2 separate regions of the Homo sapiens genome follow, and region 1 is linked to region 2. Evidence: chromatin loops called from intact Hi-C (ENCODE). Cell type or tissue: GM12878. All regions are shown on one strand. Each heading gives the region's core, and the rest is flanking DNA. Links, peaks and the distances in the headings are about the cores only. Region 1 has its middle 34 kb from the start of MIR548A1HG. Region 2 holds the start of LOC124901544 (small nucleolar RNA U13).

The links. A loop is a pair of places that touch in the nucleus more often than their neighbours do. Peaks named below come from ENCODE experiments on the same cell type or tissue, not always from the same donor. Only the 100,000 strongest peaks of a DNase experiment are listed, where the experiment ranks them.
Region 1: a loop joins it to region 2, with 2.3 times the contacts of the local background. A loop is called at or near these places in 3 of 110 quality-filtered maps.

What each region holds. Positions count from the first base shown.
Region 1 is chr6:18,480,619-18,495,959 of GRCh38, reverse strand. No RefSeq gene overlaps it. Among named protein-coding and RNA genes, the nearest start is that of MIR548A1HG, 34 kb to the left of the region's middle. In GM12878, for the core only: no CTCF peak of the experiment used is centred there; no DNase peak of the experiment used is centred there.
Region 2 is chr6:18,393,082-18,408,422 of GRCh38, reverse strand. RNF144B (ring finger protein 144B) reads right to left here. Exons shown (of 8, transcript NM_182757.4): 2 at 8,724-8,924. The coding sequence starts at 8,888. LOC124901544 (small nucleolar RNA U13) reads left to right here and starts at 6,371; the gene lies at 6,371-6,472. RefSeq lists enhancers at 7,394-7,443, 7,554-7,653. In GM12878, for the core only: no CTCF peak of the experiment used is centred there; a DNase peak (open chromatin) is centred at 7,282; H3K4me3 peaks cover 448 bases; H3K27ac peaks cover 981 bases.

The DNA of each region.
Region 1 (15,341 bases), core at 6,428-10,427, 86 kb before region 2:
GAATGTTTGTGTCCCTCCAAAATTCATATGTTGATGTCCCCAACGTATTGATATTTTGAAGTGGGGTTTTTTGGGAGGTTTAAATGTGGTCATGAGGGTAGAATCCCCATGATGGGATCAGTGCCCTTATAGGAAGGAAAGAGACCAGAGTTCTCTCAAAGAAGAGGTCATGTGAGCACACAGCAAGAAGGCAGCTGCCTACAAGCGAAGAGAAGCGTCTTCAGAATGAAACCCTCCTTGCCAAAACCTTGATCTTGGACTTCCTTAGCCTTCAGAACTGGGAAAAATAAAATTACTATTGTTTCAGCCATTTTGTTATGCAGGCTGTGCAGACTAAGACACCAAGATGCAGAAGTCATGGTCCTTCAATTAAGTTATTTACCAAGACCTTCAGTCGGTGCTATAGTGCATGGGTTGTCTTGAGCCCTGAGTTTAATCCACACCACAAAGAAGTTCAGATAAAACCCAAGGGTTACAGGTTACTCAGTAGAGTTTTTTCAGATAAACAGACCTCTGGTGCTTCCTCATTCCTCTCTCTGGTTTCCAACACAGATGTTCCTTCACAGACCATGAGGCAGGTCTGAGTTCCTCGGACTCTTCTGACCATTCAGTTTTTCTCTCATGGTCTGCAGCACACCATTTAGCACTAAATTACATGCCATCCTGTAATGATGGACTTTCCCCCTTTTTTTTTCATTTATATTCTCCCTGAAGCTCAATTATAAGCACCTAAAGTGCAGAGAGCATATCTCGTATTTTTTCAGCCTCCACAAAAACCTGGCACAATGCTTAGTATATAATAAGGAATCAGTAAATGTTTGATTTATTGGTCAAGTATAGAGTAACAGGTTTTGTGAGCAGGTATAGAGCAGCAACTTGTTACAATCCTCATTTGCGCCGTGGAAATGCCTGCCATCTTTTACCATCAGGATAAAGAGCGTTTCTCTTAGCGCCACATCTAATAGTGATCATTGCTTCTATCTGCCCGGCACGTCATAGCACACAAAGTTGCTTCAAAAAGATTGTGCCTGCAGGTTCCTTCCCACAAATCTGGGAAGCATGATATTCAGATGGGGTCCCCTTTATAGACCATAAAGCCCAGCTCATCAAACACCACCTCTCTCCCCAACCCTCTTCAACACTATGTGGGATGGCACCAGGGACCACCAACTCTAGCAAAAAATTCAGTGGATGAAGTTTAAAATTGCTGATTTAAAAAGCAGAAGTCTTAAGGGGGAAATCTATATAACCTAACCTAGATAATGGAAAATTTTTTAAAAAGCAGACATGATCAACTTTCTCACATTCGAAATTCCTCTATGATTGTGTACACATTAGAGAATATAGTTTAGCTGTTCCTTTAAAAAGAAAATTGATGTAATACTTTAACAGGAATGAGCAACTGCTTTTCCAACCTTTTGCATCTAAAAATAGTCTATGCCCCACAGTAGGGGTAGGACCAGGGAGCCCTCCTCAAGCGTTAACCTGCCTGATATGCACACACCCTCAGAGCTGTGTCTGTGCGAATGTCGTCCACAGATTAGGGCTACACTAGCGCCCTTCGTTCTCAGGAACGTGAAGATGTAGCATATATTATGGGATGTAACCCTACACACAAGTAGAGTGAAAGGCTCTTGGAGATCATAGAACCAAACAGCCTTTATGGGAAAAATAAGTCATAAAATGTTAACCTTGGGTCCTTAGCCAGAGAAATGAATGCAAAAGAGGAAAGACGCTGTGAAAATTCCTTTGTCCAAAAGTGCAAACAAATCTCCAATCTGTTACACCCAAAGAATGCTTTTACTGTGCAGACGACCCCCAACCTGCAGAATCAGGATCAGCATTTTATTTTTTTATGAACTAATAGATCAAATTACTTCAATAGAAGTCAGAGCACTACCCACTTACTTAACATAAGACTTGCTTCATTTAATTCCACATATTAAAATGTGAAGATTTATATACAACTGCACTGGGTCTTCCTTTAAAATGTATTTCTTACTACAGTGGTGGACAAAAAAGTTTGAGAAGTCTTGCCCTAGCAGCAGCAAGATTGTTGGAGGGGTAGTACTGTTTGCACTTCCTCCTTTCCTGGTATTAGCACAATGAAAGAATAGCATTGTTTGTTTTCTGATAGAGCATCTCTCTCCCCAGGGCAGCTGAGCAGGTAGTAAGTCTTGGATTCTGGCCTGCAAATAATGGCTGCATCGTTGCTGAGTAGATGAGCCTTAGGCAAGTTACTTAACCACTCAGGTCTCAGTTTCTTCATTGTTGTATAGGGACGCCACCTATTTCATTCAGGACACAGTGGAGACTAAGGATTGCCTCTAAAGTACCTAGCACAGTGCCTGGTGAATAAAGTTCTTCAAGAAATGTGACTTTCTGCCCTGTCCACATTCCACACCCCACCCCTCGTCTTCTGTAGGACTTGTGGGTTGGCACCTGCATTTCTCCACTTTTCTTAGGCTGGGCTTTGTTGACTGTGAAAATTCCTCATAATACTCCAACCCAATCATCTCTAGAGGCAGTCGCTGAATCAAAATCAGGCAAGCATATAATTTAGTCCAGTTTTCAGAAATGCATGTCTCAAAAAATATATAAAGCAAGACTTCATGAAGGCCTGTTCTTTCATGGCTTGCACAGAATAGAGGCCTAAGAGAAAGGCTTTGATAGATGAATGGTTTCAGGATCTCCAGGGTCTCTGAAAAACATCAGTGTCATATTTAAAGCGATAAAACCAACTTCTGTATCTCCTCCATCTTACTTCACATTCCTTGTGATCAGGGGGTTTCCACAGCACCCGGGAAAGACTCTTGATAAATATTAACTAAGGAAAGACAGACCAGGAAAAACTCTTACTTTTCTCCTGTCCTGGCACAGTCATTTAACTGTGAAAGGTCAGAGGAGCCTTTGTGTTTAGTCTGTTCTTGGGGAACCCCCCCATCCCCAAAGAGGAGCAGCCCTTCTTTAGCCTGTCTCAGACTCTCAGTCAGGTGTTAAACTTTTCTAAACATGGAAGAGCAACTGTCCCAATTCCAATACCCTGAGAGAAGCAAGTTATTCATGGGGGGCTCTCTGCCATGCCACCCAACCCAGCAGTGTTTATGTGGGGACGTTTACTCTCAGAACATTCTAGTGCCTTGTCTATCTCTCACTGTTGCCATCTTGCTCTTGCACTCCCTCTTACTCCATCTTTCTACCCAGTTCAGTTCTTTCCTGCATCTCTCCTATGTCTCTAGTCAGAATACCTTCACTTGTCTTTCTATCTTGTTTATACCTTTCTTAGAGCACTTACTACAGTTTGATTTGTGTAACATTTACTTTAAAAGATGCCCGTCTTCCACCATAGACCGTGAGCACCTTGGGAATATGGACTGTGTCTTGTTTTACCACCTCCCCTGACCTTCATCCATAGCACAATGCCCCACCCATAGTGAACATTCAACAGAGGATGCTGAACTAGATTGAACAGAATCCCTACTACTTCATTTGTTCATTTGTATCTAAAACCAAGTCTCAGGGAACTCTTTTTTTGCCATAATATCAGGAGAGAGGTTGTTGTTGTTGTTGTTGTTGTTGTTGTTGTTTTGAGATGGAGTTTCACTCTTGTTGCCCAGGCTGGAGTGCAATGACTCGATTTCGGCTTACTGCAACCTCTGCCTCCTGGGTTCAAGTGATTCTCCTGCCTCAGCCTTGCAAGTAGCTGGGGTCACAGGGGCCTGCCACCACACCTGGCTGATTTTTATTTATTTTTTTAATTTTTAGTAGAGACAGAGTTTCACCATGTTGGCCAGGCTCGTCTCAAACTCCTGACTTCAGGTGATCCACCCGCCTCGGCCTCCTAAAGTGCTGGGATTACAGGGGTGAGCCACCGCACCCGGCCAAGAGACAGCATTGTTAATAGACAAGAAAGAAGGATCCAGAGAAGTAAGGAAGGTAGAGAGTAGAAAAAAGCTTTCTTCTCCAACATTCATAGCTGTCTTTCGTATTTCTTTGTATGCCACATCTGCCTATTTGCCTAATGCTGCACTACCAATTCAGCTATGGCTTGGGGACTGGTTTTACCTGAAAAGCAACTAACTCAGTCTGAAAGTTTCAAAGACTTCCTGGATCTAATGAGAATGTCACTGCATTTCAATTTAGAATCCTTTCTGCCATATCTCTAAGCATTTTCTAACTAAAGAACCAATCTCTCTTAAATAATGTGTTCCTTTGGCTCCCACCCACAATTCTTTCCGTTCAGGCCTTTAGAGGCGTGCTGAGCTGAGCCCCTGTGGAGGGGGATGGTGTCCTGCAAAGCCATAACTGCCCACACTGCTATGTGAGCATCTATCCACCGCTCCCCCAGTGGTCATTCAACCTGTGCGGCTGCTACTGTCACCAGTGTAACGCATGATGTTTCCTGGGAAGCAATGCTGGGAGCCCTTTTGCAGTGGCTGGAACAATATTCCCAACATACGTTCCCATGGCCAGAACAATGCCGAGGCTCCTTCCAATTCTCCTTCTCCCTCTGCGGGTTTGGTGATTGCTCTTTGTGGGGCCTGGCTGAGTCACAGATGGACACAGTGTTCTGTGCCCTCACCGCCAGGATGCCTAAGGCATTTGCATATGGTGAATCCCCCAGCCAGGATATTTACAAAAGCCGAAGAGAGGCATTTTTCTCCTTCAGAACTGACAATGGCTTTGATGCCTAGAATATGTTCCATTAGCAACAGAAGCCAAAAAAGGTTAGACAGAAAAGTTTCCCTCACAGTGGTTTCCACCCAGTAGTATTTGAAAAGACTGAGTAGCCAGGGCCTCTGGGGCTACGTCTGAATTCTATCTGGCCTGGGCTCTTCACTTATCCTTCAGACCATCAGTATACCCATGGACCATGGGTATAAACTGGTTACAGACCTTGCATAGACTCTACCATGACTTGAGCAACTAGAATACTGTCTGGAGACTGTCACCTTTATTCGGGTTCTTCCCATTCAGCATATCTGGAAAAATAAACAAGACACCCCAGATTCCCATGTCCGTGCCCTCAAAAGGAAATGCAGGGAAATGTTATTTATTTGTCATGATCTGTGGCCTTACCATGCACACAGCTCCTGAAATAGAAGACCAGCATCATTCTGGTTGATTCACTCTCCCCCATATCCAGCAGGTTCATTCTATCTAAATGGCTCTCTTACTCTTCTTCTCTTGTTCATACCCACCATCATATGCTACATCCAGTTAATTATATCAGGTTCATTGCTTTTCTCCCTACTTCTCCCTCAACCTCCTTCCACAAAACTATCAACATAATTTTTCTCACACGTAAGTTTCATCTCGTCACTACCTTGCTCAAACTTTAGCAATGCCCTAGTTATCTTGGAGATAAAAGCTGATTTCTTCAAGTCACTTCAGGATTTGGTCCTCTCCTACCTGTCCATCCATCCTTACATCCCCCCTACTCTTTATACTCCAGTGATTCTAAACAACTTTGGACTAAGCAAACTTGCTGGACTCTTGCATACCTCCAAAGATGTTCCTCTCCCTAGAATGCATCTACTCCCTGGTCTGTTCCCAGTCTTCAGGACTGCCAAATATTCAGTTGACTTGCCCAGTTTCATTCGGCTTCCCACTCACCAGCCAGGACACGTTAGTCCATTTTTTATCTGTGCTCTGTTTCTTCAATTGGCCAAGGTCAGCAAAAGTTTGAGGAGGATTTAGTTCATTTTCCCTATTCCACCATCCCAAGCAAGAAAACCTTAAGGAGCACCCCATAGGGTGGAATCTGACAATGAAGATGACCAAGTGATAGGCAGAACAAGGAGGCAGAAAGGAACTGGATTCTTGGTGACTTTGGGTGCCTGAGTCAAGCTTGCCTGGAGCCTACTCTATATCAAGACTTTTCTGTTTCATCAGCCAACAACTTCCCTGTATTGTTTAAGCTTGTTTGAACTGGGTTTTCTATCTCTTGCAACCCAGAGGAGCTTATCTGATGCAACAGAAATTAATATTATTCTCTTTGAAAGACATAGATTTCCTTAAAATAAATGGTAAAATAATATAAACTTGCATGCACCAAAGGAGCTCAGTAAATGCACCACTGATTAGAGTCAGGGAGCTTGAATTCTACATGAAAATTTGCCTGCAGCTTCTTGAGGCCCTAACCTCTCATGCTTTATTCTTCTATCTGTAGATTGACTCTACTCCTACCAACTCATTCCTTAATGTATAACATAGTTGCTAGTTATAAAGTCTGGAAAGAGTTCTATTGTTCCTTTACATGTGCAGTTATTTAAAAACATTTATTATTTATTGAGCACTTACTATGTGCTTGGCAGTAGGTGTCAAACACAGAGAAAAACCTGAGATATGTTCTAGGCCAAAGTTTGGCAAACCGCAGCTCAGGGGCCAAATGTGGCCCCTCTCTTGTTTGCATAAATAAAGTTTTATTGAAACACAACCGTACTGACTCATTTATGTGTTGACTGGCTGCTTTCACACTACAACAGCACAGTTGGGTTGTAACCACAAAGACCGTATGGCCTACAAAGCCTTAAGTACCTACGATACAGCACTTTACAGAAAAAGTTTGCCAACCTCTGTTCTAGGCTATTTACCACAGCTAAATAAACCTCCCTTCCCTGAAAAACTGTAGCAAAGTATCTTTCACTCACTTTGGTGTAATGCAGACCCAAATGTCAAATTACTTCCCTAGAAAATAAGTATAGGAGGGAGAAAGAAAAAAATTTTAAACATAAATTCAAATGAGTACACTTTTAGTTTCCAGAATTAATTGGTACCACAGATAAGATTCAGGCCCTGTGAACCATCATTAAGGTCTTCCTTGAGAGAGGAGGGGCAGAAACTGTCCTAGCTGGTGTCAGTGAAAATCCAAGTGCAGGCAATATGACTCATTACAAAGAAAAGAGGTTCGCTTGGCTTTTTTTCTCCTTCATCCTTTCCCCTTGCACAGTTTACTTCTCAGAACAAGATTCTGGTTTCAGAAACTATAGGCAGAGACTAAGATAGATAGATAGATAGATAGATAGATAGATAGACAGACCAGCTTATTTCTAAGTATTAATGCAAAGGCTAAAATCTAGAAATTAGGTTTCTGATTTTTTTTGTATTGGTCTATGATGACTCACAGGTAAGCTTCTAGACTAAATAAACTGTTCAGAATAGTTCCCATTCCCATTGTGCATTCAAGGTTTTCATAAAGCTCTTTTGCAGTACCAGGAGGATTAACACCATAATCACTTACATTGTTATACCGTGGAGTGGAAATACCACAGGCCATTGAGGCCAACAGTTGCCTGTTTCAACTTGTTTTGCCACTTACAATGTGCGCAACACAGAAGAATGTATTTTTCTCCCTCTCCTCTGAAACGCAGTTTCCTTAAGAGTATGTGGAATATGAATCCTCGTTTTCTAGAGTTGTTAGGGAATTGGATGAGGTCACGTGGGAAAGCATCTAACACCGTTACAGGCACAGAGCTGTGTTTCCATAAACATGGTTTATTTCCTTCTCCCTATATCCTTCTGTATCTGAGCAAATGAAAAGCATGCCCTAGTCTGAACAAGAGAATCACAACTTCCTAATATTCAGAGTCTTTCCTGTGTTAAATGGAAAACAAAAGTTACAAGTTGAGAGATACAAAGAGATTTAATTGTGTTCCGGGACTTTCTCCTCATTACCTCAACTCCCAACCCCAAGATCAAAGATGAGAATAGGTTTCTATTTGTACATGAACAGAAAGCTGCAGGCATCAATCAGTAGTAACCACTAATGGAAACTTGGCCACTAGTACCCTCTCTGAGTCTGTCTGACACATTTGGATCTAATTGGCAGTCTGCTTTAGAACAGCCAAAAAATATATTGTCATACACATCATGGATCAAAACGGAGGCAAACTTGCTCACAGCCACAGGGTTTTGGTTGCCAAAATTAGGCAAGCAGGTCTGTGGGTTTTGTTTCAAACAGGTAAATGCTTGCTAGCTTATTTAGAGAAAACCTCTAAAAGATCCTGATTTAGCTAGTTTGGATCCAAAACATGAAGGGACAAGAAAAAGCATTCAGGGTGGCTGGCATCTTGGGTGGTCAGAAGGAGAGACCAACCTATTATTTTCATCCTGCCTCCAAGTAAATTGGAAATTAATTAATATTTTCTCTGGGCTTCTGAGTGACATAGGTTTTTCAGTAAGAGAAGTGCCCCAGGCCTAAGCTCGGAAATGTCAACTATACCTAAAAATAATTTAAAATTCACTATGTGTAGGACAAAATGAAATTTCTCCTTTTAATAAAAATCAACAAAAAGAATGTGTCAAGTCCAATATTACACAAAAATACTACAATATTACAAAATTACAAAAAATACTACAATATTACAAAACAATACACTTTATGGTCGAGCAGAAGGTAAATGATAAGTGTTCTCATTGAATACTGTTAATCTTTTTAGTGTCACAGCCCCCTAGAAATGGTGTACCCTCCTCCCAGAAAAATACATCACCATACAACTTTACATGCAATTTCAGTAATCAGTGGGCTTCCTGGGAACCTCCCATGAACCCCCTTGGGTACGATACTTCCTAGGTTAAAGATTCCTGTGTGAAATCTATCAAATGGAAGGACAAAGCCATTTACTAAATGATGACTTACCTTTCTAGGTCTGCTGTGAGTTCTATACAATTATGCCAGCCTTAGCCTATTCCCACCTGCAAGGACCTCCAGCTCACCAGTTCAACATTACTACCTTCATCTAATATCTTCCTACTCTCAGAACCCATTGGAATATCCATTATAGAGAACTAGGAGAGCCATGGCCCAAACTCTTAAATAATCTCAATATGAAATACTGAAAAAGAGGGAGTAAAAAACATTCAGATATGGGAATCATTAATCCAGTCAACAAATGTTTACGGAGCACCTATTATGTGATAGACCCTCTTCAAGCCCCCAGGGGTACCAACTGAACAAAACAGCTATAATATCTGCCTTCACAGAACTTATACCAGGTCCAAAACTTGGCCCACATCAAGTTGTCTAAACTTTGTAAGACTCAGTTTTCCCATAAAGAATGATTATAACTTGCATCTGATAAGTGGTGGTAAATAATGTTTTAAATGGTACTTAGCCCATAGTAGACGTTCAAATATATTATTACCACTGCTATGGGAAAAATAAGATTATGTGACAAGCATGAATTCTTCAGATTATGTATCACAGCAAAAAAGTCTTATACAATCTCCGTTCTCCAAAATCTCCACAAGCATTGAAAAGAATTCCAAAAAGGAGGTTTGGGCACAGTTCTATAGTTCTCCCAGCCTTTTTTGGATCACTGCTTCCGGAATGTTTTTTCAATATTAGTCATTAATCATCGTTGAGTTGCTTCTTAGTTACTATGGTTCCTTCAGCATGTATGTCACACTGTTTCTTTTTAAGGGCTACCATCTTCCCTCTTCTAACACATCAGTGTCTTGCCCCTACATTTCTAGAAAGTTCTCCTTAATCAAGTTGCCAACTGCAGATTTCCCACTTCCGGTTTTTCATCACTGAAATCTCCCATGTCACAATGTAGCTTTTAACATATAAGTGACTCCATACTATAACACATCACCTGCTAAATTTCCTCTAAACCAAGAAACAGAGAATCTGTAGAGCCAAAAGGCTTGAAATTTACTTGCCAGGAAATATACAATATCTTGATTACAGGGGGTAAGGATGTCTCATATCAGTATCATGCTAGACACCACATTTGGAAAGTGTTACATTCTGTGCAATACTTTGAGACGATGATCTTCAATCCTAAGGGGTTATAAAACCAATTCCAACTCTCAGCTACAAAAAACCCTGGGCTTCTTGGACTATCAAGAAGACTAAGGCAATAGCATATAGTGAGAAAGGAGGGACCAGAGAAAGAAAATGATGAGCAGAGTTACCATAGAAAGATTCAGTGAAAGGTTGGATTAGTTAACCAAGGAACCACAAATTTAGAATTCTCTAGATAGAAAACCACAAAATGCTATTGTTCTATCAAGGCAGAGAAAAAACACCTTGAAGCCAGACATGCTTCTAAATTTTAGACCTCAAGAGAAATGTCAAAATGAAAGTGTCAAAAGTTTCCTAAACAGATATTGCAAGTAAGAAAACCAGTAAACCATCAGTAAGACATCAGTAAGATGAACACTGAAATACGATGTGAACTTTCAAAGAGATGATTCATTTTAGAGAAAGTCACAAAAATTTATCCTGTTGTGTCAGTTATCAATTTACTTGCCTCGAGGCTCAAAATCTATCTTTCATATCCTGCTCTGTAAAATGCATATGGGTCTTTTACAATTTCTTTTCACCAGCTGGCACATGTTAAGCTTTGTTGGTGGAGGGAGGAGAGATATTGGAGGAGAAATGGTATTGTTCTCTTGGTGGTTCTTATACACTCCTCTTCTTAGGCTGCTACAGTACCCAATTTCTTCAGCACTAGGCTTCTGCCATCATGGCTTTGCCACCGACACCTAAAATAAACAGTTCCTATAGTGAAGAGCTCCTCTAGCACCTGGCCTCTGGCTCCAGCAGCCAGAAGCACTCAATGGCCAATACCTTCCCCAACAAACCCTCAGGTAACATTGCAATGAATTGCAAAGCACAGCATGTCCCTGTCAATGGCTTTCTCAGCACCTCAGAGGAAAGATTTCCTACAAGTTCATCAAGGTATTTCAGGGACTCCTCCACTATCTGGTGAGCCACAGCTATGCCCATTCCAATGAGGTATGTATCTTAGCCCTGAGAGAGAGGAAATCCTTTTCCTTGGGTGCTCTGTCTCAGTCCTATACATCATGGCTTCTCCTTGTATCTGCAGTTCCTAAATTCTTTAGAGTTCTCTTTACTTTTTACTAGCCAATCTCTTATCATTCTAATCCCACATGGATAGTTATTCTTCATATTAAACTTCCCTTATTCTAATGACTGTGTGGCTTTTATTTTCTGGTTGAATTCTGACTTATACACCTGAGAACCATCTGTGAAATTCCAGATGCAAAAAGGCCATTGTTTTAGAAAAGTAAAATGCTGTTTTTCCAGGTATAAATACCACAGAATGAATCTTTGTAGTCAAGATAGAAAATTCAAGCCACAATTATTTGGAATCTTTTTGGGGCCCACTCAAGGAAAACTGCTCACTCCCTCTTCTGTTCCAGGACTTCACTTAGAATAGACTATTATGCTTAGAACACTGTATTAAATTATTTGGTTGCATGTCTATCTCTTTATTTAGACATCAAAGCATAGCTCATGTTTCATTTGTCTTTGTACTCCATACACCCACCAAAGTTTTTAGTACACAGTAGGAGCTTCACAAACATTTTGTCCAAGATAAAACAAGTTAATTGTAGAAGTAATGTATTTTTTCTTTCCAAAGCCATATTGATATTTATCCTTTAAATTTTTCCAGTGATAGAGATTCCAGGACCCTCTATAATTAAAGTATCTCTGAGCTAAGGGACCTATTAAGTCTTTTCTATTATTAGTATTGAACTCTTTCTCTAGATTTGTTTAGGTTTATTCTTTCCTGTGACTACTATTACTGAAGTGTTCCTGGTAATCTATGAGAAATCATATTCTCTGCCTTGACCAGATGTTATATTTATCTTAGCATGAAAACTCTAAAGATTAATAATAGAGAAAACCACGTATGAAGGAGAAAGGACTTATGAGAACTCTGTACTATCTGCTCACAATATTAAATAAAATAAATGCTAAAGATTAAAAAATTACAGCAGTTAAAAAGAGAATGAAAGCTGTAATATTAATATCAAAGTTAAATTCAAGACAAAAAGCATTAAAAGGGACAAAGAAAGTAATTTTCTTGGCCAGGTACGGTGGCTCACGCCTGTAATCCCAGCACTTTGGGAGGCTGAGGCAGGTGGATCACCTGAGGTCAGGAGTTCGAGATCAGCCTGGCCAAGATGGTGAAACCCCGTCTCCACTAAAAATACAAAAAATTAGAACCCAATCTCTACTAAAAATACAAAAAATTAGCCAGGCATAGTGGTGCATGCCTTTAATCCCAGCTACTCAGGAGGCTGAGGCAGGATAATCACTTGAACCCAGGAGGCAGAGGTTGCAGTGAGCTGAGATTGTGCCATTGCACTCCAGCCTGGGCAACAAGAGCAAAACTCCATCTCAAAAAAAAAAAAAAAGAAAAGAAAAGAAAAGAAAGTAATTTTCTTTTTGCACAAGGTAGAATGTAAAATGTAGGTATGACAGTCCTGAACATACCTGCATCAAACAACAGAGCATGCATGTTTAATTATATAAAACAGAATTCCATTTCTGAATGGTAGGTCTGAAGAAATGTAAGTTTCTATTTTCTTTCTGATACCTCATTATAACTATAGTAGTAATTTTTAAAAGTATAAACCTCCAAAAATACAGAATAATGACATCATGCCATCAGTGGATTAAAGAGTTTAATAAATTGTTGGAATACAGAACACAGATGGAGAAACATTGACCAATGGATAAAGCAGAGCTAAGAAAGCAGCCGCTTTATATACAAACGAGGAGGGGAAGGTGCTGCTGCAATGAAGGGAATTAACTTACTTGGCTTCCTACTCCAAGCATACACAACAGAGATAAAGAGTGAGAACCAGATCTGAAAACAGGGGAATTTGTTGAAGGTCTATGCAAGGAACAGCCAACCACAGCTTCCTATCTGCCTCCTTCTCTTCTTCCAACAGAAGCTGAAACAAGGCATTTATTCCTAGGCCAAAAATAAATAAATAAATAAATAAATAAATAGTCTTTTCAAAAGAAAATCGATAAAATATCTGGAGGAAACTAGGGCAATTAGCATGGGTATTGGCGCATTAGAGAAAATCCCTCCTAACTGTGACACTCAGAGGGCTACTGTGTAAGGCATAAATTCCCTGTCCACTCAGCTCAAAGAGAAGTCTCTCAGTCAATAGAACCCAACTGTCTACACAGAGCTCCTGACCATTCAATTCACTCATTCTAAATATAACCAGACAACCAAGAGACATCAAACATTTCAATGAAGCCTGAAATACAAAAGAAAAGAACTGTGGAGAACCTTTTTGAAAAGTAAAATTCTTGTTCATATCTTTAGAGAAATTAGAGATTGCATCTATAACAGGATGCTATGGAAAAGGAGAATATGAAAATTAAAAAGAACTCCTGGAGATTAAAAACAGGATCACTAAGATACACAATAAAATAGAAGGGCTAAAAGGTAACAATAGATGAAGTCTGTCATAAAGGAGAACAAAATGACAAAGAAATGGAAAATGGGAGCGAAATGGCGAGACACATAAGATCAACTCGGAAAATTCAATATTTAATAGGGCTTTTAAAAAGAGAAAATGGAGGCAAAGAAATAATAAAAGGAGGTTTCCAGGGCTTATTAAGAAACTGTGTTTTCAAAAAAAAAAAAAAAAAAGAAACTGTGTTTTCAAATTGAAAAGATTTACCAGCTAATAAGCAGGATAAAGGAAAAGGGCTCACAGCTATAAACATTACTTTGAAAGTTAAGAACAGAGGAAAATCCCCTGCAAACAAACTAGATATTGAAAGATACAGAATTCATGTCTTTAGAATTCTTAGTATACAGTCTAAAATTCAATACTTAACTGAATAATTAATGAAATGTGAAAGAAGACAAAAAAAAAAATTTTTCACACAAGCAAGGACTCAGAACACTTGCCTCCCACACACATTTCAGTTAAGGATTTACTCCAGCAAAGTAAGGAAGGGGACAAACCAAGAAAAAAGAAAGAAAGAAAGACAGGATCCAGGGGACAGTCAACCAGAACCAGGAGCAGGGAAGGGAGGTCTCAGCATGACAGCTATGGAACTGACCATAGAGGTACAGATGGAGGCAGGAAGAAGGAGGGCTCTGGGCGGGAAGCCACTGGGGAAAGGGAAAATACCATTGACTAGATAGAATTTGAGAAGGGGAAGTGCCTGAATACATTATAAAATCGCAAGTGCAAAAAAAAAAAAAAAAAAAAAGATACGCAACACTCAGAGAAAAGCAAAAAGTTATACAAAAATTTTGGGTATCAATATAAAAGGAATTAACCAATAAGAACAGCACCTTGGGCAGGCATGGTAGCTCACTCCTGTAATCTCAGCACTTTGGGAGGACAAGGCGGACAGATCACTTTAGGCCAGGAGTTTGAGACCAGCCCGGCCAACATGGTGAAACCTTGACTCTACTAAAAGTACAAAAATTAGCTGAGCGTGGTGGTGCACTCCTGTAATCCCAGCTACTCTGGAGGCTGAGATTGCAGTGAGCTGAGATCATGCCACTACACTCCAGCCTGGGTGACAGAGAGAGACCATGTCTCAAAAAGAAAAAAAAAAAAAAAAGCACTTTAATGGATTCTGAAACAAAAAATAAATTTCAAGCAAATATAGAATAATCAGGAATTTTAAAAATTATAATGATCTAATACTAAAGATAAATGTTTCTTTTCTCAATTGGAAAAGGCAATCAGAAAATCCAGGATAAACAAAAAACTTCTTAACAAAGACATGGTCCAAAATACAGCATTTTGAACAATTAGTGAGAGTCAGAAATAACAATCTAGTTAAGGAAACATAATCATATCACACAGCTTGACTCTATAATGAGTGCTTGACTCTATAATGAGTATAGTTAAATGTTCATACAATGAAAATATTTCCTTTTAGAATCAGTTGACTATGTAAGTGTAAAGGATCAAATTATATTACAAGATAGAAAATAAGGCCAGGCGCAGTGGCTCATTCCTGTAATCCTAGCAATTTAGGAGGCCAAGGCGGGCGGATCACCTGAGGTCAGGAGTTTGAGACCAGCTGGCCAACATGGCAAAACCCTGTCTCTACAAAAAATACAAAAATTAGCTAGGCATGGTGGCAGGCACCTGCAATCCCAGCTACTTGGGAGTCTGAGGCAGGAGAATAGCTTGCACCTGGGAGGCAGAGGTCGAAATGAGCTGAGATCATGCCACTGCACTCCAGCCTGGGCAAGAGAGGGAGATTCCATCTCAAAAAAATAAAAAATAAATAAATACAATCTACTTTGATATGTATTGATAGTAATAAAAACAACAAACCCTCAATGAGCATTTACTATGTGCCAGACATCGAACTTAGAAACAACCCCTATTCCCAATTTACAGATAGAAAAAGAATAAAGCAGTAAGGTTACATAACTTGTCCAAGGTCACACAGACAGTAATGAGTGAGTGGGTCAAAAATAAGAATGGTCTGGCTCTTGAGGCAGAGTTCTCAGTTACTATACTATATACCCTACTCACTTCTATTTTTCAAGGCTTTTTTTTTCAAAGCAGCTTTAGGT
Region 2 (15,341 bases), core at 5,343-9,342:
GATGAATGATATATCTTCCTTACCAAACTGAAACCTCCCATAGGAAAACAATTTGGCTGGTTAAAGTAATTGAGGATTCTCAGCTTAAAGAAGAGAAAATGATGAAGAAAAAGAAATCATGGTTTTAGAAAAATCTCAAGCTGGGTACAGTGGCTCACATCTGTAATCCCAGCACTTTGGGAGGCCAAGGCGGGAGGAACACTTGAGGTCAGGAGTTCCAGACCAGGCTGACCAACATGGTGAAACCCCATCTCTATTAAAAGTACAAAAATTAGCCGGGCATGGTGACAGGCACCTATAATCCCAGCTACTCAGGAGGCTAAGGCAGGAGAATCACTTGAACCCAGGAGGCAAAGGTCACAGTGAGCTGAGATCGCACCACTGTACTCCAGCCTGGGCAACAAAATGAGATTCTGTCTGGAAAAAAAAAAAAAAAAAGAAAAAGAAAGAAAGAAAAAGAAAAATTCCAAACCAAGCCACCATTTTTACAAATGAGGAAATTCTAGAGAAATAACTTGATTCGAGTCATAGAGTTATTGACAGAATTGGAACTAATAGCAGGCCTACTTATCTCACTACTAGATAGCTCACTATTTCCTACATTGGACTGAGCACTATAGGAGAATTTTTCATGAGTAATCTGACGTCCGCCCTCTAAAAAAAAGATAACCTTCATTCAAATAATATGCAGCTAGTGAGTAGAATTAGATTTCAACCAGGAATAGTAAAATTAGATTCTAACCAATTTTATTTTAGAGAGTGGAAGTAACGCTAATAGTTAGAATTTACATAGAAACCAGTTTCAAATGAATGTAGAGCAAAGATGGTTTCAATTTAGAAATTTCCAATAATTGAATAGTCAGTACTATGGTATGTCCCAATCCTGGAAATTATCAGTCAAAAGCTAGATAACCACACTAAAAAGAGTAGAGCTATATATGCTAGCTGTATTCTGGCAGTGTACTAAGTAATTTATCTAGATTATCTACTGTAATCTTCTATATAATCTTGTGAGATGATTTCTTATTATCCCTATATTACATGAAAGAAAATGACCCAATAGACTGCCCAAAGACATTAACCCCTACCATCTGCTGGTCCAGGCCACTATCATCTCTGGCCTGGATTATTACGTTTGCCTTCTAAGTAGTCTTCTTGCTTTCACCCTGGCCCCTGTAGTTTATTCTCTATGCATAAAGGTTAATTTTGTGTGTCATCTTGGCCACAGGATGCCTCCTATATGCCTCATTTCTGGGCATGTGTGTGTGTGTTTCTGGATAAGATCAGTGATATAGCTTGGCTCTGTGTCCCCACCCAAATCTCATCTTGAATTATAACCCCCAGATGTTGAGGGAGGGACCTGGTGGGAGGTGACTAGATTATAGGGGCAGTATCCCCCATGCTGTTCCCATGATAGTGAATTCTCACGAGATCTGGTTGTTTGATAAGTGTGGTGCTCTCTTTCTCGCCTGCTACTATGTAAGACGTGGCTGCTTCCCCTTCCACCATGATTGTAAGTTTCCTGAGGCCTCCCCATCCATGCAGAACTGTGAGTCAATTAAACCTCCTTCCTTTATAGATCTCAGGTATTCTTTATAGCAGTGTGAAAACAGACTAATACAATCAGCACTTGCATCGGTAAACTGAGTAAAGCAGTTTACCCTCCCCATTGCGAGCAGGCATCATCCAATCCATTAAGGGCCTAAAAAGAACAAAAGGAGGAAAGAATTCGTCTCCCTGCCTGACTGCCTGAGCTGGGACATCAGTTTTCTCCTGCCCTCGGACTGGGACTTATACCACTGGCTCTCTTAGTTCTCAAGCCTTCAGACTTGGACTGGAAATACACCACTGGTTCTCCTGGGTCTCCAGCTTGCAGAGAGAAGATCATGGGACTTAGCCTTCATCTCCTACTACTCCCCCTACACACACACACACACACACACACACACACACACACACACACACTTTTCCAGCCACACCAGCCTCCTTTGCTGTAACAGGATACACCAAGCACACTCCCAACTTAAGACCTCCATACTGCTTCCCTCTGCCTACAACCCTCTTCTCCCAGATATCTGTATGGCTTGTTCCCCATTTCCTTCAGGTCTCTGCTCAAATAACACCTTATCACTGAGACTTCCCTGATCATCTAATAAAGTAGAAGTCCCTCTTCCCCACAGCACTCCTGACCCCCCTCACCCTATTTTTCCATAGCACAAACCATCACCTGACTTCTGTATTTACTTGTTAGCATCTATGTCTCATACGAAAAGTTGAGTTATTTGAAAACCAGGGCTTAATCTGATCGTTCACCACTATATTCAAACCATCAGAACTATGCAAGACACAGCAAATATTTGTTGAATAAATAAAGCCTAAGCTACCAAACTTGAGACCCATTCTCTTAAATGCCAAACCATACTGGCATCCCAGAAAATGACTTCTTTCATTAGGAGGGTGGGGGAACTAGAAGATCTAAGGTCACTTACAATTCTAGGACTATGATGCTATGACAAAGACATTAGGGCCTTAATAGTATGGTTTTCTTCTGCTGTTCTTTCCTCTCTTGCCACATTTTACTACTTTCCTTGAATAAGTAAGTGGTAAGCATTAGGCATGGATGAGATCATAGGTCCAGGAAGCCAGCTCCTCCTTGAGTCATCTCTAATCCATTTCTCATGCTGTTACTGTTTGCTCTTTTTCCACAGATGCCATCTGACCCTGCAGTGGCTCCGTTGTCAGTGGAAAAATATAGTGCCAATAAAATCGGCATTGTAAACCTGTGACTTGACCAATAAATACAAAAGTCACCATAGTATTGTCATTAAATCTCTTAATGGATATAAGCAGTGAGTATATTGAAGTTATTTCACAAACAAAGACAAATTCACTGATTTACTGCTAACCACCCCAAGCAAAGTTAAGGGAAAGCATAAAACTAACCTTGCGGCTGGGCACGGTGGCTCACGCCTATAATCCCAGCACTTTGGGAGGCCGAGGCAGGTGGATCACGAGGTCAGGAGTTCAAGACCAGCCTGACCTACATAGTGAAACCCCAACTCAACTAAAAATACAAAAAAAATTAGTCAGGCCTGGTGGCACATGCCTGTAATCCCAGCTACTCCGGAGGCTGAGGCAGGAGAACCACTTGAACCCGGGAGGCGGAAGTTACAGTGAGCCGAGATTGTGCCACTGCACTCCAGCCTGGGCAACAGAGCAAGACTCCATCTCAAAAATAATAATAACAATAATAATAATAATAATAATAATAAAGAAAAAAACTAACCTTGCAAGCAAGCATATTTAGGTACCAGAAACCAACAGAATAATACAGTGCTTTGAACTGGCAGAACTTAGTTCGGCCCATTTAATAGTAGTAGAAGACGTGGGAATCTGGAGCTGGAGAATTTGAAAGCTTTGGGAAAGGTTGGCAGGTCTCATGACCAGAAGAGGGGACAGAGAATCATTCTGTGGCATTGGCCTTGAGTAAGATCCCTCATTATTTCTTGTGGTTCCAGAGAATTCTCAATAAAAGGAACTTAAAATGATACTAGACTAACATATCAAGCCAACAAGTAATTATATTATTATGTTCTTGGAAGTAAGCAAGTTCTTAAATATGTGGTACTTTGAAACACCCTTTCATCTGAATCTTTTATATCCACCATAAATGTGCTCATCTATTTACTGTCAAAGTTGTATTGGCACTTTTTTTTCCCTGTTAAGTCCTAATTCTAGATATTTAGTTTAAATATTTCAAAGCCACACTTTGAACAAATCCAAAAGAGACATTTCTCTCTATCCTAACTGCTAATCTCTGAGTATCTCAGAATAGCAGTGAGGTTGTAATTACCTATATAACCACCTTTTTATAAAAGGCTAGTGAGGAAGCCAGTCAAATCATTATAGGCTTTCCTTTCTCTGAAATCTTTTTGAAGAACGTAACAGCTCAGCACACTGATGGATCTTAGGAAATAAAGGTAGGTATTGTCAACCCCTCCCTCCCTCCGTCTTACAGGCAAAGAAACTAAAGTCTAGAGAAGGCAAACAACTTGCCCCAAATCATACACCATCAAATGACAAAGCCTGAACTTGAGCCTGAGTCTTCTTATCTCCATATCTGCATTCTAACACACTATGCTATACTGCAAGGGAGAAACAGAGGTAGAAATAGGAAAGTGGCATTACTTTCTCCTAATGCAGGTAACAGTTAGAACCCAGGAAAGATCCACCACAGATTCATGCTTCATTTGAAAGTTACCAAACTGTGTGTGCACATACACATTGCAAATCCTCCCAAACTGTAAATGTCTCTGCTATGGTTTGGATATGGTTTGTTTATCCCCACCAAAATTCACATTGAAATTTCTTCCCCAGTGTAGTAGTGTTGGGAGGTGGGACCTAGTTGGGGAATGGCTTGGTGCCACTCTCTAGGTAGTGGCTGAGTTCTTGCTGTGGCGAGAATGAATTAGTTCTTGCGGGAATGAATTCTTAATAGTTCCTGCCAGAGTGAGTTTTTAGAAAGCCAGGATGCCCCTTGGGTTTTGTCTCTTTTCACATGTCCACTTTCCCTTTGACCTTCTCTGCTGTGTTTTGACCTAGCATGAGACCTTCACCAGAAGCCAAGTAGATGTCAGCACCGTGCTTCTCTAACTTTCCACCTGCAAAACTGTGAGCTAAATAAACCTCTTTTCTTTATAAATTACCTAGCCTCTGTATTCTGTTATAGCAACACAAAATGGACTAAGACGGTCTCCCAAACCAACTGTGGGCTTTTCTTAAAGGTCACCCGACAGGCCCCAAGGGAAAGAACGGCTTGGTCTAAAATGTTTTATATTTCCTCTCACTTTTTAAACATTGGAAAATCCATTTGGCTCCAAGAAATGAATAGTAAAAGGAGTTCTAACTACCTAGAGCCAATAGAACGTAATGGAAAAAAGGCAAGAATATGGCTGGACTTTATTTTCTTTTTGCTTAGCACATCCTGTATTTAATCTGAAAGGTAAATAGGCCATGCCCAACATACCGACTCTTTTCAGGTGAAATTATCTAAGTTATAAAAACAAGCAACAACTGTGTTTTCACTATTCCTTAATTCACGGCTGACAGAAATCACTTCTAAAATAAATCAGAAGCAAATATTGTACACAAGGGAGCAAACTCACAAATTTCCATTACTTTGATAACTGACTTGTGAATTTATTTCGCTTGAATTAACATTATGTGGCATTATCTGAAAGAACGCATTGCAAACCCAGAAAAGGAAAGTTAGAATTTTCATATTTGGGTTATTTAAATATACAGGCAAAAGAGAGGAAGGGAGAGACAGATACTCTTTGCATGTCATAAACAGACAAACATCCCTGAGATATTTAACCTTCAAAATAGAACAAGTAATTATGCTACATCTTTTTCTCTGTAACCCCAAGACATCAACCTCTTTGGATCTGTAATACACCTCATGTTCTATGACGTCAGTCATGCCAGTAAGAACTATGCCCAATTTTTCCTGTATATGCAGCTTCTCTTGCTTTATATTACACTTTATTCTGCATATTAAAACTGAGCAAACAGTCTAGCAGAAACCATCTTCACAGCTAGAACATCCTTTAACAAGAACCTAGATAATATTGATGGCTTATTTGAGACAACATCTACCACATTCCTTTCCCTGGATGTTATTTAAATCAAGAATTACCTACATGAAATAATTTAAAGCAGTGTTCCTCAGAGCACTGGTTGTGGGCAATAGATGTTCCACTCAAAAGGGTGGCACGGTCAAAGGGAAATGCTTCATCAGAAGAAGCTAAACAAGATTCCCCTGCTTTCCCTTTAACCACAAGATTTCACAGAGCCTCTAATATGCAAATGTGCCTTACATCCCTCTAAGAAAGGAACAGAAGAACATTGCAGTTCCCAAGCTAATTTGACCATGGAACATTTCATTCAAGGATATCTCTGTTTCCCAGAGCTGGTGGTCCGTGGAACACACTTGGGGCATCTATTTAAAGGCCAGGTCTCTCTAAAGATAAGGAAATAACTGATTAACATTCAATGGTCAAGTCAGATACTCCACATCTGTCCCTTCTGCATACCCAGAGTATACTGCACCCCCTATTTGAAGCACTGTGAAGGATCCTAGCACCTTCATTTTACACAGGAGAAATCAGAGGCCCAAAGAGATTAATCATGTGCCCAATTACACAGCTGAGTTGGGGTAGAGTTGGAATTGGAGTGTGGTGATCTTGGAAACAACAACAAAAAAAGCTAGGCTCACAGCAAAATGGCCAGGGATGCCTCTTACAGAAGACAGGACAATGACAGAATATTGTTAAAGCTTTATTAAATCCAAGAAAATATACCAGTATAGATCCTCTTGTAGTTCATAAGCATGATGATTGGCTTCTCCCAGTCACATGAGATATGCCTCCCTCAAACCTGGTTACACCATAAGCACATTATCCATCTAACATGAAAAGAAAAAATATATACATTACATATACCAGTATATACCGGCATAACATCAAATCTAGCAGGAAGATCATTACATGTGGATACTCCCTGGGGCAGGGGGGTGGTTCTCAGTAAAACCATTTTAAATATATGGTAGGCACAAGCAATTGGGAGATGTCATCCAATTCTGTTTAAAAGTAGAAGTCAGTAGTATGTGGCATATGAAAAAGTTACAAATTTCTTTTCAGCCTCGAAAATACAAAACATTTGATACTGAATACAGATGCAAATTAAAGTCTGGGAAGTATTAGACACATTTTAAGTCATTTTTTTAAAAACAAGAAATAAATCTCTAACCAAAAGAAAGTTAGAGGAGTATTTCAGGTGAATCTGATTCAAATTACAATTTTACAGACACTAATGTAATCATACACCGCTTACTATTTTGGCAGCTCACAGGTAACAGGTAACAGGATGCCAGGGAAAGTTAATGTTTCTAGGTGCAAAAGGATCCAAAATTGAGGGATACCAAAAAACATTCAGCCATTTGACTCTCTGCTTTTGAGCACTCCCTAACAATGAGGAAGTGTGAATCTAGATGACTGAAAAAGCTAACTGTACTAACTCCTACCCTCAAATTGCTGAAAGAGAAATGAGAAGCAGCCATGCTGTTTTGAATCAGGAACTAAAATCTACTGAAACAATAACAGGACAGTGTTAGCTCCCTGAGAAGATGAAATACAACCTTCACCATGTATTATTTCCCCAATGTTGACGCACACGCTTAAATTCTGCACTGTTAAATGTCATAGCAAAAATTGAATTCTTTTAAACAGCAGTAACCCTCAGTGAAATATTTGCATACTGATTTTCACCACATGTTGCTTCTGACTCATTTGTTTCAAGGATTAGCAAGGGTCTGCAGCAAGGGTGAGAAAGTCAGAGAAATAATTGTTTTGAAGGACAGCCTTCAGAAACAAAGCAAGACCAAAGGAAACTGAAGTTGCTCTGAGATGACAAGGCCATTTCCTCACTTCCTATAAAGCAACACACACTAACAACAAGAGGAAGGAGAGGCAGCACAAACATCACTCCTCAGCAAGGCCTACTTCTGATCCCCCTACCTAAAACAGCAACATCCTCTAAGCCCTGAACTCCTACACAACGTTCTTATATAGAATATAAGCTCCTAAAAGCAAGAAACTTCGCTGGGTTTTGTTTCCTTAACTGATAAATCCTCGTGCCTAGAACCATTCCTGGGACATAGTTCCTGCTCAACAGATATTTGTTGATTAAATGAACAATGCTATTCTGTGTCATCACTGAAGCCTACAGGAACTCAATCTATTTCCTACCTTTATACCTTAACCGACCAACCTTCAAGGAAAAGTGGCAGTAAAGGTCACAGGTGTTGATACCAGGTGTCACACTAAAAGAGATAAGCCCACTTCTGCAGGTCTATAGGGCTCTCATTAAGTGGAATAAGAAGGATTCAGCATACTGTGAAAACAGCATAAAAGGAGCTATGACAAAGTACAATTTATATCATGTACATTGTAGAAGATGAACAAGTATATGAATGAAAATTCAGTACATAAAGTAAATTACTACCTGACTTCTCCATCATTTAAAATACCTGGTGAGTTTCTTATAGGTGGTAGTTAACTACAGCATGTTAAATTTTTTTTTTTTTTTTTGAGACAGAGTCTCGCTCTGTCGCCCAGGCTGGAGTGCAGTGGCCTGATCTCGGCTCACTGCAAGCTCTGCCTCCCAGGTTCACGCCATTCTCCTGCCTCCGCCTCCCGAGTAGCTGGGACTACAGGCGCCCGCCACCAAGCCCAGCTAATTTCTTTTGTATTTTTAGTAGAGACGGGGTTTTACCATGTTAGCTAGGATGGTCTCGATCTTCTGACCTTGTGATCCGCCCGCCTCGGCCTCCCAAAGTGCTGGGATTACAGGTGTGAGGCAACGCACCTGGCCAGCATGTTAAAATTTTTCTATTCTGTTCCATAGTTTGAACCTTAACAGAAAGACTATTTATTCAACCAATAATTAAATTTCAAACATAAATTATACTCAGCTAAAACAAGTAAACCCAGGATTTACCATTTAAGATACTATTTGGAAATAGGTTCAAATATGAAATGCTTTCCAAAGCAGGATCATATTGTAGCACACTCTGGTTTCTCAGTAAACCACAGAAATATATCCTACTTTTATGATTTTTCCCTTTGTATTTTCTCATAGTGAAAGCATCAAGGAAAACTCACAGCTGTGCAAAAGATGCACTGGCATTCCTGGAGTGTGGTCATCTTGTCCAGAGACTGCTCACACAGGCAGAGTTTGCAAGTGATGAGGGGGGCCGGAGCCAGGTCTCCAGGAGTGGGATTTTCAGCAGTCATGGCGAGATAGTGGAGCCTACCAGCTGAGCCCATCAGCCTGTCTTCAGCATTCTTCAGTCTCCTCAATCCCTATAGAAAGGTCCAAAGCAGAAAATATTATATGGATTGATAAAGCTATTGTTTAGCCAACACGTCTGGAGGCCAGCTGATCAAATTCTCACCCTCAGTTATCCCAAAACTTACAGCTAATGCATTTCTGGGAACGACGGGCTAGAGAGTGGTTCACCTACCTCGGCAAGGTATCCCTGAAGTCCTGAAATGTAAGCTGACCTCACTGTCCTGATTCACATCATATGAGCTATGGAAATTAAAAGACCACTATGGTGGGGTGGGAATGGGGAGATGTTGGTCAAGCTTACAAAGTTTCATTTAGATGAGATGAATAAGTTCTGGGGAGCTCTCACGCAGCTTGGTGACTAGAGTTAGTAATAATACACTGTATACTTGAAAATGGCCAAGAGTAGATTTTAAATGATCTCACCACACACACACAAAGAAAAATGTGAAGTGATGATGTTCATTAGCTTGATTTAAGCATTTATATACATAGAGCAAAACATCACATTGTATACTGCAAATGTAATTTGTCAATTATACCTTAATGAAGGTCAGGGGCGGGAAATATCACTATGAGCAAACATATTTAGGAGTTGCATCACTACAATCAATTCAACAGACTCAAAAAGTACTTAAAATAGAATGTCATTCAAAAAGTTAAACAAAGAGGTAACATATGATCCAGCAATCGGGTATATACCCAAAAGAACTGAAAGCAGGGTCTCAAAGAGATATTTGTACACCCATATTCATAGCAACATTATTCACAATAGCCAAACAGTGGAGGCAACCCAAGTGTCCATCAGCAGAAGAATGAGGCTGGGCGCAGTGGCTCATGCCTGTAATCCCAGCACTGTGGGAGGCCGAGGCAGGTGGATTGCTTGAGGTCAGGAGTTCAAGACCAGCCTGGCCAACATGGTGAAACCTCGTCTCTACTAAAAATACAAAATTACAAAAAATACAAAAATACAAAATTAGCCAGGCACAGTGGCACATCTGTAATCCCAGCTACTCAGGAGGCTGAGGCGGGAGAATCACTTGAACCCAGGAGGCAGAGGTTGCAGTGAGTCAAGATTGCGTCACCACACTCCAGCCTGGGTGACAGAATGAAACGTCTCAAAAAATAAAAAATTAAAAAGACAGAAGAACAAACAAAATGTGGTCTATATATACAGTGGAATAAAAAGAAATAAAATTCTGACACATGCTACAACATGGATGAACCTTGAAGACATCATGCTAACTGAAATAAACCAGACAGAAAATCAAATATTGTATGATTCCACTTAAATGAGGTACCTAGAGTAGTCAATTCTGAGAGACAAAAAGAAGAATAGAGGTTACCAGGGGCTGGTGGGAGGGGGAAATGAAGAGTTACTGTTTGTGGGGTTTTTTTTTCCTAGAGAAAGGGTCTCTCTCTGTTGCCCAGGCTCGAGTGTGGTGGCACAATCATAGCTCACTGCAGCCTCGAACTCCTGGACTGACATGACCCTCCCGACTCCACCTCCCGAGTCAGGGTATGCTTCCTCACCTGGCATGTTCAACGGGTACAGAGTTTCTGCTTGGGATGATGAAATAATTGTTTTCCCCATTTTATAGATTAATTGTGATACTGATAAGTTAGGTAATCTGCCAAAGTTCTCAGAGCTTGTACATGGCAGAGCAGAAGACAATCCTCAGCCTTCTGAGGCCACCAAGCCCAGTGCCAGATCCATTACACCAGAGCTGCCTTGTGTGGATATCACATGGACAGACGAAGCAGAGAAAAGAAGGAGGAAGGGGGACAGAAAGAGGAAAAGAGAGTTGAAGTCCATGACTACAGCTATCCTTAAGGTCCCTGAAGCTGCACAGAAACAAAATTTGTCTCCCCACACAGCATGACCATGGGAAAAGACATCTTTAGACTGAAAAATAAAAACTACAGCCAAAGTTCTTCTACTAGATTGTTTTTATTCTGAATCTTTATCTTTAAAAGAGACTAAATAATTGTGAAAATAATTTCTCCACATATTCATATTTTATATCACATCTGGAAATTTCATGTTCTGGTTAAACAAAAGCAAAATCCTATAGTTCTTACTATTTTTAAAGAGTGGCCAATTCTAATAAATTCTGCCATAGAAATAATTGCAAATACACCTCCCCCTACAAGAACCAAGCTCTTTTCCTCTTAATTTTCAGACAAAAGAAATTACATGTAATCATTTGCTACCTACTCCCAACAATAGCTTAAGTCTCAATATGTAAGTACAAAAGTACTAAAACAAGTAGGGGAAAATCAAATTCGATTAGATAGAAAAGGAAAAAAATAAATGAGATATTTGCTTGTCAATCTGTCCACATCCACTTTCTTAATGTCATACCAGAAAGTCAACGATTACTAACTCGAGCAACCTGAAGCATTCAAGGTTTTTCACCTACTCCCAGTACTCAGTACCAGAAAACCTGATTCAAAATAATTAAATAGGAAGCTAACTAATGGTTAGTTTCCATGTGGAAGACATGGTTTTTTTCTCAGCAAATGCCGGATAAAGTTCAAGACACAGCGTTATTCCATTAACTACTGAGGAGCTGTCATCCAAGAGCAAATTAAATTCAAATAGACCTGCACGTCAAATTCAGGATTTTGAGTTTTTGTAAAAAATCTCTCTTTATGATAAACATACGGGTAAAAATGAATGACTTTACCTTTTCCTTCCTCCCAGTTCATGCTTAAACAACTGTCATCAGCTTGCGTCTCCAGTACTCCCGGGCTCATGGCACACAGTCCCACCAACTTCCCATCTGTTGTCTTCTCACCTGTACATTCTCAACGCTGCTTCACTGCTTATGCAATCTATTCTGAATTATCTTTCTTTCAAGAGAAATCCCAAGTAAAACAACAAGAAGAAACGTAGGTAGTAAATGCTTCCTGAGTAGGAGAAAAAGGGTAATGACACAGGCCAGAACCATCCCACACCCCAAATGTCAAATACACTTAGCCATGTGGAGAAAGCTGGTGTGAATAGCCAATCCTGTTGTTCTGACCTAGCAAGAGATCTAGGTACTCTTCGAGAAATCCAAGTATTTCTCAGTCTTACTCTATATTATTTTTTTAGAAGGAAATATTAAACAGGCCAAAGTTTTAATGTACTCTTGAAAAACAAAGACATAATTGGGATACCTCTTAGAAATTAATTGGATACTCTTGAAAGACATATTGGATTCCTCTAATAATACCTCAATTATTATCCATAATGGAATACCTATAATTAGATATTTCTTAGAAATAGTCTTCTTTTGAAGGTAGAACTAAAAATTGTGGTAATCAAGACCATGTGAAACATAATTGTCTCTTACTATAAACAGTACGTAAGTTTTTACTCCTTAAAACTAAGGAGTTACATGCCTATAGGCTATGAAGTCAAAGTTATAAAAAACATATGTAATTTTTATAATAGAAAAACCTTTACATAGCAGAGATGCATTTTGTTTTTTAAAAAATTCCAAGCATTCCAAAAAGGCAGGACTTATGACTCAGTGACATAGAGGAAAAAAGTTACATATTTCATCTCCTTGAGATGTGAACAATCCAAAATGATTCTTCAAAAAGTGATTTATTTTTCTGTGTACAATAACACCAATTCCCTAAAGCAATGGCTCTCAGACATTTTTCAAGCAATGAGCTTTCAAAAACAAAAATCTTAGTCAAACCACCACTGTATAAAAGAGATTCAGGTAGACAAGTGCCAGCACCCAATAGTGGGTGTCCAGAGCCAGTCCCCTTGACCTTCCCCACTCAGCAGCCCCCCAGGCACCATTGCAGAAGCCTAAACCTGCACCATGCACAGACTAAAAACCAACCCTTTCGTTTCTCACTTTGGGCAAAACCAACAATGGATAGTTAAAAAAATGAATGAAATGCAGTGAGCACTTCATTTAAAAAAAAAAAAGAATATCAAACAAGAAATCCTTTCACCATTGATTCATTGCAAAATGAGCTCTTCAATCAGTAAACAGGAGAATCCTGAAAGCCTCTAATGAATTTCCCCACACCTGAGATGCCTGTGAATGGCTCCAAGGTTTCCTTGCATTTCTTCCTTTGTGTCATATTACTATTCACCGGTCTTCACAGCATGAAACCCCCAATAGTAGAGCCTCAGGAAGCTCAGGGCATTTGATAACACACTCCCAGCTCCTCCTGTCCCTCCCATTGGGCCACAACTTCACAGGGGCACAAGCAATTCACATCCACTCCCCTCCAGGTTTCAAGAAAAGTCTTCATTCCAGAAAGAGGCTAACTCACTCCTACTGCCTCATACCTCACATTTCTATCAAAAATAAGAAAGTGACTTGAATTATCCACCCTACCACTTGATTTTAAAAGCTAACAATTATAATTACTTTTACAGTGATTATAGATGTGACTGTGCCTCTCACCGAGTGTCAAGAACCCCTTGTGAAAAGAATTTTGGCAGAGAATGCAAGGGGCACCTTGAAATCTGACAGCTGCCTTTCAAGTTTAGGCATTCTAAGGTTGGTAGCAGGTATCACTTGCTTATATATACCTAATCATAGAACAAGACAGATTGGTTGGGCCATGTAAGGAAGGAAAGCCATTCTGAAACGTCTGAGTTTGCACTAAATTACCAGGAAAGGAGAACCAGCAGTTCTACCTGCTCTATGTGTCTCTTGCACTATAAAGTGTTCATTATATGAGAAGCAAGTACTATCTGATAGGAAAGAATGGAAAGTCGCCTTTCCCCTCGTGTCTTGTCATTAGAATTGTCAAAGAAGGGAATACTTCAGCACAGAATGTATAAGGAATTTTCATATTCTGCTGATGGCCTGAAAAAGCAATCTGCTCCAAAAATGCAAATGATGGGAGAGCCAACATTCAAAGCTTTTTTTTTTTTTTCTTGGTTGGGGGGTAGGGGACGGAGTATCACTCTGTCATCCACGCTAGAGTGCAGTGGCATGATCTCAGCTCACTGCAACCTCCACCTCCCGGGTTCAACCAATTCTCCTGCCTCAGCGTTCCAAGTAGATGGGATTTCAGGTGCCCACCACCACGCCGGGCTAATTTTTGTATTTTTAGTAGAGACGAGGTTTCACCATATTGACCAGGCTGGTCTTGAACTCCTGACCTCATGATCCGCCCACCTCGGCCTCCCAAAGTGCTGGGATTACAGGTGTAAGCCACCACACCCAGCTATTCAAAGTATTTTTAACCAATGTAGTTTATGTCTGTTTGATTATCCAAAATCAACACAGTTATTCCCTTACACAAAAAGATAGTGTAATTGGAAGGGATAATGTTTTATTAGGATACTTACCCTAATTATTATTAGGACACTTATCCCTAATTATTTTGGAATTTTTACTTTATTATGCAGAAACTTTAAAATTTGGAGAAACTGCTAAAGCACAACTAAGGAGACTAAGAGAAATAGAAAGCTACTAAAATGAATCAGCTAGATATTACTGATGCCACAGGATATTAATGTAAATAAAAATCCAGTTGATCTGCACTGAGGTCTTAATTCCAAGCTATGCTATGAAATTCTAAGAGTTACTCAAGTACAGGGGACAAACAGAAGAGGAGACATATGTATACTCTCAATGTGTTTATATGCCTTTGTGAGACATCGAGTCATCACTGTGAAGTAGCTAGAATAACAGATATGAATGCATAAATATGGGAGGGAGGTAGCAAAGGGGAAAGTTTTTGAGAAGGGTGGGTGGTGATGAAGAAAGGCTGAAGTGTTGCCTTGTAAAATGGAGACATATTCTCGGGAAGCTAATATTCTAATAAAGCAGAAAAAAAGAGCAGCAATCTAAAGGTCCCATCCTTGCCTTGTTAGGAAAGCTATCCCCATATCAGCTAAGAACACACCAGGCAACCAGTTTCCACTCAATGCAATCTGAAAATCAGCATTATGTTGATCTTGGTACTTCTGCCCAATAGAGTAGTTTGGTTAGCTACTGGTTCCTTTTCCTAACAGAAACTATTAGTGAACCCAATGGTACTAATTGAGTCTAGTAAAGTGCTGAGCATTATCAGCCATTAGCTGAAGTTCTACCCTAAATACAATCCAAATACAATGGCAGGGTGACCTGCTGGCTGGTAGCAGTAGCAACAGCAATGAAGGAAGCAAGGGCTTATGGTAGACCTCCTTTGTGGCCAGTGTTGTAGCTCTACTCTCCGCTTGCATCTCCAACCAGCTCTCTGGTCATTCAAGGACAAGATGAACCAGCGTACATTCTTTCAATCAGAAAAACAGTTCTAATGCATGCCCTAACCTAAGAGGACATGAACAAATGGAAACATAGGCTGCCCCTCTCGTAGTCAGGGAACTGCAATTACTTAAATAAACTGTATATCTATTAATTACTTTTTTTTTTTTTTTTTGAGATGGAGTCTCACTCTGTCTCCAGGCTGGAGTGCAG